2 separate regions of the Homo sapiens genome follow, and region 1 is linked to region 2. The links are chromatin contacts, found by Hi-C in ENCODE. All regions are on one chromosome and are shown on one strand. Each heading gives the region's core, a stretch centred on a gene start or an enhancer-like site at or near the end of the contact. The rest is flanking DNA. Distances are from core to core; before and after follow the strand shown. Region 1 overlaps ME3 (malic enzyme 3). Region 2 overlaps ME3 (malic enzyme 3).

The links. A loop is a pair of places that touch in the nucleus more often than their neighbours do. Pooled maps may share reads with other maps.
Region 1: a pooled map of gastrocnemius medialis shows a loop between it and region 2 (6-fold over the local background). The contact joins two enhancer-like sites. A Hi-C loop is called at or near these places in 1 of 50 pooled maps.

The regions. Positions count from the first base shown.
Region 1 is chr11:86,626,695-86,634,052 of GRCh38, forward strand. The region is part of intron 2 of ME3 (malic enzyme 3); the gene reads right to left. Among named protein-coding and RNA genes, the nearest start is that of ME3, 42 kb to the right of the region's middle. Within about 2 kb of position 1,582, at least 8 of the 41 ENCODE cell types and tissues checked have a DNase peak (open chromatin) inside an H3K27ac peak, as active enhancers do.
Region 2 is chr11:86,576,699-86,584,354 of GRCh38, forward strand. All of the region lies in intron 2 of ME3 (malic enzyme 3), which reads right to left. Among named protein-coding and RNA genes, the nearest start is that of ME3, 92 kb to the right of the region's middle. Within about 2 kb of position 1,558, at least 26 of the 41 ENCODE cell types and tissues checked have a DNase peak (open chromatin) inside an H3K27ac peak, as active enhancers do.

The sequences.
Region 1 (7,358 bases), core at 332-2,831, 50 kb after region 2:
TGCATTTTCTTTCTAACAAGCTTTATAAAGGTAAAAACCATTCTTAGCTCACCAGTCATACAAATAGGCCATGAACTGAATTTGGCACATGGGCCACAGTTTGCCAATCCCAGCTTAGAGTTTTCTTTTTTCTTCTGTCACCTAGCCAACAACTTTGCACTTATTTAATCATTCATTATATTATATCCCCTCTGTTTCAAATAAATGGTGTGGTTTTTGTCTCCTGCCTAGACCCTAACTGGTATATTTTCCTTGGGATCCGAAGGAAGAGTTGGAACTAAGTAGGTAAAGGATGACAGGAGAATTTAGAGGTGGAGAGAGGGAGAAGGGTTTTCCAAAAGAGGAAAGTAGGTGTATAAATGCCCTGCAGTAGAAGGAAACAAGGCTCACTTAAGAACTGCTGTGGTCAGAGCAGACAGAACACAGGCAGTATGGGGCCAGCCCATGCAAGATGTTGGAGACAATGTTAGAGATTTGGTTTTCTATTCTGAAAGCTCTGGAAAGTTGGGTTATAGGCCCCTATTTGTATTTTGAAAATACCTTTATGGGTAAAATAGAGTGTGGCAAGGATTAAATGATCTAACATTTAGAAAACAACTTGTATAAATCTAATAGATGCTTAACAAATCTCAATTTCTCATTTTTATCTCCTTTCTGTACCATGGGTATAAGGACTGTTGCTGGATTTCCGACAAAATTGCAACCAAATTTGCTTGCCCTTTATGGTTTTCAACTTTGGCTTTTCAAAGTTGGCTTTTTCAAATAGTGAAAGTCTTTCTACCCATATGCATACAAATATTAAGTGTATTATTTCTTTATTCTTGTTTTGCCCAAGACTGTGAATATAATTTTTCAATCAGACACACAATAAAATTACCAAGATTCTGAGAATCATGTACACAACCAATTGGCAAGCACAGTCTTGGCAGCTTTTCTGCTGATTTGTGAAGTCTGCCCACTCTCCTTACTCTGAAGGATTCAGTATCAACCTCAAAATCATAACCCTCAGGACCCAGTGAATATCCTTAAGGCTCCTCTGCCAAGGCCATCTCACTAGCAGATTTAATGTCCAGCAGAAGCCTTCATACTTGTACCAAAGAAAAAGCACAGGAAGCTGAATGTGGGGCAAGAGGCCTATGGGCTTGCAAGGAAAGGGTGGCTTCAGTTAACACCACGCATAAGCAATTCCCAGTTTCAGATGAGAAAGCAGAATGGCTTCTGGAATCAATTAAGATGAAAATATCACCCTTTCCAGGATGTCTATGCTTCCAGCTAAAGTCCCCCCACCCTCCATGTCCAGTCACCATGTGTGCGGTACTGTGCTACGCAGCCTGAGAGACAGCAAAGAACAGCAACAGGTCCTGCCCTCTGGTGCAGATGATTCAATGGGGAAGATGGTAGACATCTTTTGGGTGCTGGCATCTCAAACTGAGAGAACTTATAATCTATCTGGAGAGTTAAGATTTAAGTTCATAAAATAATTACATGCCAGTATGTAGGAGTCAATCCTTTGGCTCGCTCTGTGAATAACAGTCAGTGTGGTGTGTGGCTGCCAGCCTTGGCTGAGCTCCCTTGCCTGCCGCCATCTCCAGCCTCCTCCCAATACTTCGGGAGCCACTGGAGCCTGTTCTGGGCCCTGGTCCTGGGGCAGCAGATATTTAAACAGCTCCAGCTTCCCCTTCTAAGATGCTATTTCTGTCTTTCCTAAGCAGTTGTTCTTAGTTTTGGCTGCATATTCGTGTTACTTGGGGAGCTTTTAAAAATTCTGACGCCTAGGCCATAATCTAGACCGATTTGTTCAGAATCTCTGGAGGTGAGACAGTCATTAGTATTTTTTTAAATTTCTCAAATGACTGTAAAGTGCAGTCAAAGCTGAGAATCAGTGTCCTACAGTGGCTCTGTCCTCATAGACTATTTGATACTAAGGTCTATTTTCTGATCTAGACATCAGTCTTACCTGGAAGCCCTTAATGTTTCTGTTCACCTGCCTAGGAACTCAGCTCCTTTCTAGGTAATGGGTTAGGTAACCACGTCAGAAAATGGAAATACAGACTTTAGATTCATGCAGACCGCAGTTGCAACTCCTGCACTGGGTAGGCCTTGACTCAATTATGGGGCCTGTGAGCCTCAGTTTTATAGTCCTCATTACAGAAAAGTCTATGAGGAAGGAGAAACGTTACATGGAGAGAAACGTCTAAATCTAGTATTGACAAGCAAGGGATGGAAAAATCAAAGATAAAGAAAGTGCTGTGCTTGTCATCTGATTCTCCCAAAGCATAGAACCAGTCCGCTCTTCTTCCTCACAGTCTTGCATTAACAATTCCAATTAAACAGGGTCTGCAAAGAGAGGCCTGGGAGCTACATGCGTGCCCCTTGTTCCTGCAAAACCTAACTGGTGATACAGTGAATTCAATGGGTCTGACTGATGGTTTGTCTTTTGGGGAAAGAAAACCCAGGCCTGGAAACTGGAGCCCTGCTATCTTTCTCACCAGGTCATGAGAATGTCTAGCATCTCGAGTTCATGTCCCTGAACTTGTATTCCTTCGTCATAACATTCAGAGCAGCTGGACTATTCCCAGAGGCATGGCTTTGTCTGTGAGGTTTCAAAACACATTTCGAGAGAAAGATGCAGGGCTCGTACTCATTTATTTGTTTTCTTAAAGAAGCCCTTAACTTAAAAAACCCGTTCTTAAAAACAGAGAAACAATCTCTTTTGCTGAAGAAAGGAGGTTAACTAAATGTGTTTTGGTTTAGACCCTCCCCCTCCCCCGTGGGTAAAGGACACATTTCCTCCCACCAGGAACTAGTATACTTATACTGGTTACAACTCCCTTCATCACTTGGAGCCTGAGACACTGTATGAAGATAAAACTACTTGAAGTTTTACTCTCAGAGAAAACATATCAGCCAGTCTACACTGTCCTCCAATATTAAAGTCAGCTCTTACTGTCTTGGGTATCTTCTGTGTCTTGGTGTCCCATTGTTTGTTTCCAGAGTTCAAGAGTAGTCCTGAGGACACAAGCCAGGAGTATTTGAGGCTTTGAGCAAAGCAGCCATTCTTATCTAATGAGGCAGCTTACAGAACTTACCCTGCTAGCTGGGCTTACTACTACCCACCCGCTGCTGCCAGGCACCTCACTAGCAGCTTAGATGGCTGAGAACTTGTGATTGAAATTGGATGTAAATAACAGTCTAAATGTGCACTGTTGAGGTTTAATTCTGCTATACCTGCACCATGACAATGAGGTGGTATGAAGCATGCAGAAGAGGAAACTGAGTCTGAATAATGCCTACACAAGCACTTGTTTCAGAACTCTAGACCTGGAGGAACTTCAGAGGTTCTGCAGTGATTTACTTGCCACCAATAATAGAGATCTACATCCCCTATTGAATAGAGATCATCATCCCCTGATGAACCTTTTGTTGTTTTGATCTATTTTACATACAGTGTATCCCCCCAAAAATGTTCTTTTGAAGAAGAGAGTTCAAGGTCATGCTAATAACATATGAGCTAAAGGTTTGAGTTACCTCTGTTATCAATAAAGGGAAAAAGCAAGCAGCAGAAGCATGGATTTCTGGTCATGAGGCCCTGACTGACAGCGCTTGGTTGAAGTATTTTCCAAATGCAGCTGGACTTGGCAGGCTCCAACTCCAGTGACATATCTGGGGGCCTGAGCTGGACACCTGAGTGGGTTTGGTCTCCAGAGCCTCTCCTGTATCCTTCATGATGTTATGGATTGTGCTGTCTCTGGGTTTCCATGAAACAGAGCACCGGGAATGTGTTCCTGGCCTTTTCTTTGCTGCAGAGTTTAAACAGCCACAAGTGCTTTACACGCAAGCTTCCAAGCCCAAAAGCAACATTATAATTTTAGGTAAAAACCAAACCTCCTGCAGTGTTTGCCTCAAACAAGTCCAAATGCCAAGAGAAATCAAAAGGATGAAGCAGATTTGATCAAATCAGGCCTGTGGCCTGGAGACAACACACTCTTTGGCATCTTCTCGGAATACCAACACCCAGCGTCTCCTCAGAAGCTGTTGTTATTATTGAATGACCATGTTACTAAGTGTGAGTAGAACATTAGAAACCCGAGTCAGGACTTTCAAGGGCTGAGGCCAGTGCCTGTGCAGTGCCACACAGAGTATGCAGGCAGTGGGGAGGCAGTGAAAGTTTGAAAGGGAGCCACAGCTAATCAGGAGCCCCTGAGGAAACCTGGAAAGGAGCAGGGTGAGGGAGGGCAGGTGGTTAGATGGTGTTTGTGGAAGTCTCATTTCCGATGGAGGCGGCAGGGATGGCAGGAAGGACATAAATGGGGGAGGACTAGGATGGGAGGACCAACCGAGTCACAGATGAGCCCAGGTCTGGGGCCTGAGGCCCTGGGAAACAGGAGGTTGGAGGAACTGCTGGATTAGGGGAAGGATGCTATGTACCGAATTGCAGATGTTAGGTTGAACAAAATCCCTCTTAACAAGCAGTTACAAAATAGTGGTCATGGAGCTTGGCCTGAAGAGCTACAGCCAGTGAGTTCCAAAACTTGGACTGAACACAGGGATTTCCAATTCTGAAGCCCAGTGGTCACAGTCCCTGTGCTCTCCTGCCTCCCCCTTCTCTGCACATTAATGTCTTGGTGAGATGTAGCTCATTAGGAGGGATAGAAAAGTTACAGATCTAAGTTGGGATCTTCCAAATCTAAGGTCAGTCCACCTGCAAAACTGCCTGTAACTTATAGGCAGTGACAAGAATGTGAGAGAACTAGTGCCAAACTCATAAGAAAACCGTGGGCAATGAAGGGGTTTAGTGGTTCCCAAATCCAAACGCATATCAGAATCTCCTTGGTGAACTTAAAAAAAAAATTCCTTAGCTCCTTCTCAGACCTAATAGATCAGACTGTCTTGTTTATAAAAATCCTCAGGTAATTCTGATGCATCTGGAACCATGGGCATAATAAAGACAATTTGAGTGAAGCTTTAAAAATAACAGGCAATAATAATAACAGGCATGGCACATTGGAAGCCTACGGGCTGCCAGGCACTGTTCTGATAGTTATAAATTATTTTGAGATAGAGTTTTATTCTTGTCATCCAGGCTGGAGTGTAGTGGCACAATTTCAACTCACTGCAACCTCCGCCTCTCGGGTTCAAGCAATTCTCCTGCCTCAGCCTCCTGAATAGGAGGGATTACAGGCACCCACCATCATGACCGGCTAATTTTTGTATTTTTAGGAGAGAGAGGGTTTCATCATGTTGGCCAGGCTGGTCTCGAACTCCTGACCTCAGGTGATCCTCCTGCCTCAGCCTCCCAAAGGGCTGGGATTACAGGTGTGAGCCACCATGCCCAGCCAAATTATTTTATTTTACCTATATGAAGAAGACCACAGATGAAGAAACTGAGGCTTAAAGAGGCTAAGTACCTTGTCCATGGCCACATAGTTTCTGTGATTCCAACTCTGACCTGCCTGACTCCAACAGCATAGTGGTGTGGACTGGATACTTCCAAAAGTGATGTGTTCAAGGGCTGCTGGGTGCAAGAGAGTGCAGCCTGAGCAGAGGGCCTCTGGGAGAGCAGCTTCACAGGGGCCTCACAGTTTGTGGGGAAGTAGTGGGGAACTGCCTGATCCGAGAGCCTAAATAGGGGAGTGAAGAAGGGAGACAAAATGGCCAAGGGGGGTGGGGTAGAGCAGGCTCTGTAAGCCAGGTATCTTGGACTCGCTTCCCTGTGCCTGCTTCTGCCTGTTCCTCACACTACAGCCAAGAAGTTGTATTCTTTTACTTTAGCAGGGTTTCCTGAAAAGAACATGGACTTGGGAATTAGTCCTCAGGATTCTAGTCCTGACTGTATTGCTGAAGACCCTGCCTCCCTCAGACATTAGTCTCTATGTCTGCAAAATGAGGAATGGCCCTGGACATCATCCTCAGGCCCCTCCAGTACTGCATACACTGATTCTCTGGCCATATGTTGGAGAACCTGCCACATGTGTGACAGCCTGCGCTGTGAAGGAGGGGACAGAGGAGGCCACAGGGGCAGAACTGCACTCCAGAGACCTTGGGTGGGCCCAGGTGCAGTGAGTGATACTGAAGGCCAGTGGTTTCCTTCAGGGCAACCCAGGTGCTCTGCAGTCACACGAATCTCTCCTGGGCACTGGTCCTCCATGGGAGCCCCAGGCCCTGGGGCAGGGCTATATGGACAGGAAACACAACGGTGAGGAAGGGCTTTCAGAATCCACATCCTTCAGTCCTCATGCATGAGTCAGCCACCACAGCTGGATGGCAGCACTTAGTCACTCTCCGCCTGAGCACTGCACGGCCCCTGTGCCCAGGGACACAGAGTCAGGATGTTGAGGGTTCCCACAGAAAACTGCTGTGAGTCCGATATGCATGTCAGTAATGACCACTGAGTCACCATCCAGCATTGTGTGGCCAGGCTGAGGATTTGGTTGCTTATTCTCTGGTCACAGAAACTCATCTCTGTAAAGTCCAAGGCCACATTACAGTCTCCAAGCAGCTCATTGACCCACAAGAGAGATGTGACCAAGGACATAAGCACAGTGACAGACTGACATTTAGTCACTTACTATTTGCTAGGTACTTTCCTGGGCTTTGTGTGTTTTGATTTATTAACTCTCATACAGCCACATGAGGGGTGCTATTATTAACCCTATTTTGTAGATCAGGAAACTGAGCACAACATGCTTACATAATTGGTCCAAGGTGCCACAGTCTGGGGAGGCAAAGTCAGAATCTGAACCCAGGTAATGCTGGTTCTAGAGCCCGTGCTGTTAAATGCCACATTCCACTGAGCACATTAAAATAGCTGGAAAGTAAGGGCATGGAGGAGAAATGTAATAAGAGAAATGAAAAGGTGCTAGACAGGACGCTTAGGGACATTGAGACTTGATTGGTATGAGAAGGGTGGTTGTGAGGGAGAGGAAGGTACTCTCATGGGTGTCTTGGCTGCAAATCCAGGTTGCTCTCAAACCCAAATGCATGCTGTTCTATAGGCCAGAGGGCAACAGAGGACCGTGCTAGAGGGGCCCGGAAGAGGAGAGGAGTCTGTCCATCAGATGCAATCATGAAGGACTTCACAGACAGAAGCATCTACCATGGGCCTCATGGGGTCATTTGGGGAGGTTACATGTCCACCATCTAGAGGGGAAACCTGGGCTCAACGCAGTTAAATGACAGGCCCACCATCAGTGGCAGAGCTGAGATGAGAGTAGGGCCACTGGCTCACAGCCCCATGCTGATTCTGCCATGACGGTGCCTTTGGAGTCCAGATAGGAGGAAAGAAAAGGAACCAGAATTTCCTTCCTGCACTTATTCTCCCTTAACCTTGATATGTTCCATTAATTGAGTCCCCAAAT
Region 2 (7,656 bases), core at 308-2,807:
CCAGCCTGAAGTCCTCCCTCAGCTACATTTCTTGCTGTGTGCTTCTTCATTCAGGGCTCACATGTGCTTCTTCCTGGTAGACCAAGAGTCCCAGCCTGGCAGTTGTACCATCAAAAGCACTTGAAAGCATCCCCAGAAACTGGCAGTTATGCTGGGGAATCAGAGAACCTATGTATTTTTAAATTCCCTTAGCTGGCTCTGATTCTATTCAAATTTGGAAACTGCTAGGCTGCATCTTTTCTTTACCTGAATGTTAAGCTCATTATGTTCCAAACCCAATTCTGCCATCTTTCCTTTCAAATAATCAGCCAAGTCCCCTGGATTCCTGTTGTGGTAGAAGCAGGATGGAAAGCTTCTTATCTCATCACTCTTTGGGCAGGATTTCCCCCTCCCCTGTTCCCATTCTAAAGCCTGTTTTCACCTTCAATGGACACAACTGTGCTTTAGGAAACAAGCAAATGACCCAATATCATTTAGAGAAACAAGGTTACTCAGACAGCACTGAGTCCATTTTGACCCAGATCATTGCCAAAGAGATTGCACAGATAGGGGATCAGAAAAGCAAAGCTGAGGAGGGCCTTGGAGTCACATGCACACACCTCCTAGGGTCCTCACAGCACTCTGCTGAATGAGAATGAGAAGACTGCCAACCCCAACCTTAGATTTCTGGAGGTTCAGGCTGCTTTCCTAAACACTGTCTTCCTCCATGGAAGAGTGGAAGTTCTGCAGCCTGTTTATTCATTCACTTGTTCATTCAACAAATGTCGGGGGCCTCTTCTGTTCTGGGTGCCTTGCTAGATGCTAGGGCTGCCACTACTTTCCTCACACAGCTCCTAAAACCTCACTTGGCACAGTGTTGGTATTAAGTTGGTGCCTCCTGCAGCATATTAACCAAAATGAAGAATTTCCCATTCCAGGGGAAGTGAAAGGAATCATAACTTTTTAAAAAATGAGCTCATTTTTATATTCTATGTTATTAACTCAAGTGCTTTATAAAAATAAAATTCATTACACAAGTGTCTATATGCCTTGCCCAATATCTTTGCCAATGATAAATAATATCTTGCATATTTTTACTGCTTCGTTGTTTCTAAAATGCTCTCATATGGCTTACGTCATTTGATCCTAGACAGGCTGGTTTTATTATCCCCATTTATAGGAGGAAATATCTAGGCTTAGATGGGTCAATGACATGTCAAGGGTGTGTGGCTAGTAAATGCCATACAACAACATTTGAGAATAATGGCTATTTCAATTGTTTTGCTATTGAAAGATTAGTTTTTGCGAAGTTGTTGGATAAGAACCAGCGTGGAAGAGATTCCATTTCTTTTCAAGAGAAATTTCATATCTGCTCCTGAAATACTTGGTGACTTTAGGATTTTGTCCATCCCGACCGAACAAGGGAACAGAGGTGGATAGTTGGAAAGATTATGAATCACTCTCTTGGCAAAATTCCCTGTGTTATTCTGAATGTTTCATGACCCTCTCTTCCCAAGAGACTATTATTTAAAATTTAAATAATACTGTTCTTGGCACCCTAATGGCCCTCTGAGTCAGCTGGACTGCAACAAAGTAATAGCAGAGGAAGGTTACAGGCAGGGGAGCAGCAGAGAACAAGGGAAGTAGCCTCTTTCCTCCAGCAACACAACAGCACTTTGATGGACTCAGCTTGGGAGGACTGGGTCAAAAGATGAACTGTGACCAGAAGGAAGAAAACAAACAGACACACTTTGGGAGGGTCTCAGAATAGGCACTGTACATGCATTCCTGGTGCGTGCGAATAAGTGGGCGGGGTGCCAGAACTGGACACGAGACAACCAAGGACAAGCTCATCTGACAGGGCAAGTGTCCAACAGATGGCTGTTAACCTGTTCCAGCCCTAATATGAACCAAATCCTCATTCTCCTGGGCTTCAGTCTCAACTCTGCCACCTTATCAGGTGAACCAGGAAGGAAGTCATTTTGTCCTGAAGAAAGTGGACCATTGTGGTGCACAGGAGATCACAGCGATCAGTCACCCTCTCTGTCTTGACACCAAGAAGCAGGAGTTCCAAAATCCAGAGGCCATTTTGGACTGAATTTGTAACAACTGTTTACACTTCACTGCTTTGTTAGGGTCTACAAAGCAGTTTTATTTGCTATGATAGTAGTTCTGAAACTTTGCTACTCATTAGAACCACTGCCCTATGTGGTAGGCTGTCAAAGTGTCATTCCCATTTTGCAGATAGGAAAGTTGAGGCTGAGAGAGTTCAATGATTTGCCTAAAATCATGGCTCTAGCAAGTTCTAGAAATGAGACTTGAATTTTGAGTTCTATTTCACCTTGTTGGCTCATTAATTCATTCATATTAAATGAATTATTCATTTAACAAGTATGTTTTGAGTACCAGCTCTGTACTAGGCATTAGATATACATTAAGAGACTAAATATATATAGCCCCTGCCTTCACTGAGTTTCAGTCTAATGATCTTTTCATTTGAACCGGTATTCTTTATACCCTTTCATATTTCAGAATTAATTTCAAATTATGTAGGCTGGTTTCGTGCCCAGCAGACTCAATGCTCAGCAGAATAGCACAAGTGGTACATTTACTAGAGCTCAGGTGTGCAGGTCCAAACTTGCCCATGAGAGGCAGTGGGCCACAGAGAAGGGAGATCAGGCCTTGGAGTTGGTGTTCCTGGCTTCAAATAATGTCTCTGCTCCAACTGGCCATGTGATCACAGGGAACTTTCTAAAGTTCTCTCTCTGTTCTCAGTGTCCTCAGTGGGGGACTGAAGATCATAATAGCCAAGCTCCCTGAGTGTCATGTGTCTAGCTACTGGCTGGAACATCTGAGGCTCTCACTAAACACAGCTGTGACCAGGCCATTACCAGATGCTGAGTACTGTGGAGAACAACCGATTCATGAACCTGGTGTTTCTGAGAGGCACAGCAGCCTAGGAATGTCCTTAGAATTTCCTGCCCTGTTTATTCCTCCTCCTTTAATCTCTATCCTCAATCCATTCTATTCATTTTCCTTAATAATTACAGTTTGGGTACCACTTATTTGGAATTTAAGGATAGGTGGTTGATAAATTTTAACTGGTGATAGTGACCTAATGCAGATCTAAAATTAATAGAGAAACTCAAAGGTCAATGGATTCCAAGTTAGAAGTTCAGCTATTGGGAATGCTGTTTGAATGGCATTCCCATTTTTTATTAGACTTATATTAAAAGAAAGTGAAAAGAAAATATGGAACCTTGGAACTTCAAACCTTTTGAGTTTTCCTTCTTTCCAGTGCTTAGCTGATACAATCAACATTGAGTTGTTTTCTTTGTCCCTTTCTGAGATAGAATCTAATTCTTGCACTTATGAATTTGAGAATCTTTAAAAATATTTTCTCATTTCATAAACATGATTAGCTCGAGAATCTATATGTTTAGGGGCTACATGCACCTTGTCAAATTGTTCCTTTCCATTCTTGATTTCCGGAAAGGTCACTGGAATTCCTGCAAGTGTGGCTCTGCTGTTCTAGATTGACATTGTCGACCCTGAAGGAAGCGATGTTGATGTTCACAGAGACCTGCAGAGTGACCTCTCCTCCAAATGCCTCAAAATAAATGATGGCATGCCTGAGACTACATTTAGTGCCATTTGGCTACCAGGCTTTTCTAAAACCTGTATCTTCTGGTAAGTAAAGTTAATATTTAAAGTCTCTTTTTAATTACCAGTAGGTAATAGCTTGTTCTAAATTAATGCTGATTGACTAAATACATGACTGAATGATTGATTGGGTCATCATTGAATAGTATGGAAATTTTAATTTGCTTTTATAGATGAATGCTCAGTTTGTGGGTCTGTATTTTATAACTTAAATTAATAAAGATATTAACACTACTTCAGTCTTAATATCAAATACTCTTGTGGTAGGTATAGAATGAACTAAGGCACTATTTCAGTTTTGTCCTTCTGCCACATCCCTACGAAATAGAAAACCTACCCAAGATTATACAGTTAATAAGTAGCAGAGCTGGAATGTAAACACAGGTCTGTGTGCTGCTGGCCACTGCCATCCATACTGGCCACTGCAGTCCATTTGTGCAAAATAATCATTTTTTTGCACAAATTTTAAGCATTGCATTCTTTGTTGTGATTTTGGACATTTTGCAATCACCTTTGTCAGCCACATTAGAGACAAGGTTTGATCAGTCTACCAAAGTAGGTGTTTCCTGGTCGGCCTTATCCCACAATATCCCAGCTTTTAACCTTGGATACCTTCTCTAGAGGAAAAGGGGGAAGCATACAACAACATTTAAGTGTTCTCTTCCAAAAGGCAGGAATGACAAAGTCTGGGAATTGAAGTGAAATATTCTCCCCAGGGGAATAAAATACAGCAGGGTTTGTCAAATTCAATCCAACTCTGGCCGTGAAATAGTAAGGAGAAACCAACATCTAAAAAAATATATAGATTTCAGTAGAAAATAGCAGGTTGCCTCACATTTAATAAAAGTACTGTTTTGCTAAACTTTTGCTTGTGTGTGTATGTGTGTGTATACACATGCATCCATGTGTAATTGGTATGTATGTGTACTAGCTTGTGGTATAAAGTGTACTTTTAACGATAGGTTGTGATTTAAACATTTTGAGGAATACTGTAGCATAGGATAATGATTATGAGTGATGGATCAGACTGCCAAAGTTTGAATGTCAACTCTGACCCTTACTAGCTGCATGGCCTAGGTATATTTTAACCTTTCAAGTTTCAGTTTTCTCCCCTAGGAAAAAAATAACTCATAATGTGTGTAAAGTGTGCAACAGAGTGCCTGATGCTTAGAAAGGACTCACTAAATTAATGTCAACTATTGCATTTTAAGTGAAGCAGTTTGGGTAAAAAGTTGATGGCAAGCAAGAGCAATGCTTTGCATTATGTCCCCAGAATCATTTTAATTCCAGATGCATACATTCATCTGCTTGCTGGCTATCCCCACATACATGTCTCAGAGGCATGTCAAACACCACATGCCCCAAACCAAGCTCATCTTCCTGCATTCCCTACTCAGCAATGGTACCACCAGCTACCCAGTAACCCAGTAAAAACTGGAGAGTCACCCTGGATTCCTCACCACTCAACCTATATATGCAGTCAAGTCATTAATAAGTTCAGTGATTTTCTATCTCCTGAATAGTTCTAATTTCCTCCTCTGTTATCCATCCTCCTTATAATCCCTGTTCTTTCCAATATTGAAATCACACCTTGTCTGCTATTAAACTAAAATCCTGCAACTCCTGAATTCTAGTCTTCACTCCTACTGTTCTGCCCCTGGAATACACCTTTTAGAACTTCTGCCAGACTGTCATTTTCCAAAAACCAAATCTGATAATTTTCTTGCTAACTTAAAACATCTTTAGCAAAGCCTGCAAGGCTCTTCATAAGCTGTGCATCATTTTTGGCTTTGCCACCAGCCACTCTTCCATGGGTGGCCTTTAATAGAGCAAACTATACCATTCCCAGAAGAAGCAGGCATTTTCATACCTCTTTGTGTGCATGTGGTAGTTCCTCTGTTGGGAATGACCTTCTGTGCCCATCTACTAATCAGTATAGTGGATTAGAGGATGAAGAAGACATTGATTGAAACTTACATTTAAAATTAAAAATTCAGTGTGCATCAGAAGCACCTTAGCTGGTGGGTTAAAATTCAAGTCCTTGGCCCCTACCTGTAAATGTTGATTCCAGGGCTTTTTACCTGCACCCCTGGTGATTATGAGAAACTGCACCAGAAGAAAGATAAAAGTCCTGTACAAATGCTAATCCTTAACACACATTCAGAAGTAGAGGTGACAACCTTGTCCTTGGGAAATATCTCAATAGAAATTCAATTTGGAGCATTTCCTAAGGAGAGTGGATAAGTGCTGACTTATTAGTAAAGATAGGACTTTTTAAATGAGCAGCAATGACAAGAAGGAAAAATACTGCTACTTAATGTAATTATCTATTAATGTTAGTGCCTTAAAATATAAAAACTGCATACTGCTAAAGCACAATGATAGCACTGGTCCGACACTGTTGTAGTGAGATCTCTTTCCCCCTAGAAGAAAACCCCACGGGAGTCCTGCTACTGGGTAAGTTTATAACTAGAGAAAATCAGTTGCCTCACCTGCACACAACACAGAGGCCCAGTTGTTTCCACCGAGTCTGAAACAAAAGGCTTTCTCTGTATTATCCATGGTAAGGAAAAAAAAAAAAAGAAGACAGAACAGAAGCTTCAAGTTAAGTATCTGGGCGTTAGTGGCAGTTAAAACTTGGTGAGAAACCAAGATCAGAGGCTGGCTTTTTATAGGGAACAAATTTCCGAAGCATTTTTATGGCTGAAAGTTTATGCAAACCAGATAACCCAAGGCTTACAGATAAGGATCTTAGAAAGGGTTATGCTGTCTCTTTTGAGCTGTCCACCACCAGACCCACCCTGTTTACTCAGCCTAATCATTCATTCATTCATTCATTCCCTCTTTCATTTAATGAGCACAGACTGTGTGATATACATAGTGCTAGGTATACGTGGAAAGAAAGATGATGAAGCCTAAATCTCACATTCCACTGGGGGAGTTGACACAGCAGATATTAGGTTGATGCAAAAGTAATTGTGGGTTTTGCCATTAAAAGCAAAAACTGCAATTACTTTTGCACCAACCGAATACAAGATGTAGTGATTTGTCATTCAAACGAAAATGGTTATCAAATAAAGTGATGCTATTCATTCCTCAAAAATTTGTAGGGCATCTACTTTGTATAATGAAGTATGTCTGGCAGTGGTTGTTAGCTGGGAAAAACAAAGGTTCATTTTCTAATAGTAAAGACAGCTATTAAATAAATAATCACCCAATTAATTAATTCATTCGAAGAAATACTACAAAGCAGGTGCAGTGGATGCTGTTAAAGGACATAAGGAACCCCAGGAGTCCTGATGTCATTTTCTTTGTGTTGGGAATGGTATGTGATTAGAAGAGACTTCCCTGAGGAAGCAATATCCAAAATGAGATATGACAGATAAATAAAGAGTTAATTGTCTTCAACAATGGTATTGAGAAAACTGTATATCCACATGTAAAATAATGAAATTAACCCTTATCTTATATTGAAAAATGGATTACAGATGTAAAATGTAAGACCTGAAACTATAAAACTCCTAGAAGAAAACATAGGGGAAAAACTTTATGACATTGGACTTGGCAATGATTTTATAGATACAATATCAAAAGCACAGGCAAAAACAGTAAAAATAAACAAGTGGGACTGTATCAAACTAAAATGCCTCTGCACAGCAAAGAAAACAATCCACAGAGTGAAAAGGCAACCTACAGAATGGGAAAAAGTATTTGGAAATCATATATTTGATAAGGAGTTAATTTCCAAAATATATAAGGAACTCTTACAACTCAATGGCAACCCCCTCCAATAACCTGATTGTAAAATGGGCTAAGGACCTGAATAGACATGTTCCCAGAAAAGACACAAATATCCAACAGGTATATGAAAAGATGCTCAACATCACTAATCATTAGGGAAATGCAAATTAAAACCACAATGTGTTATTACCTCACCTCTGTTAGAGTGGATATTATCAAAAAAACAAAAGGTAACAAGTATTGGTGAGGCTATGGAAAAAATGGAACCCTTGT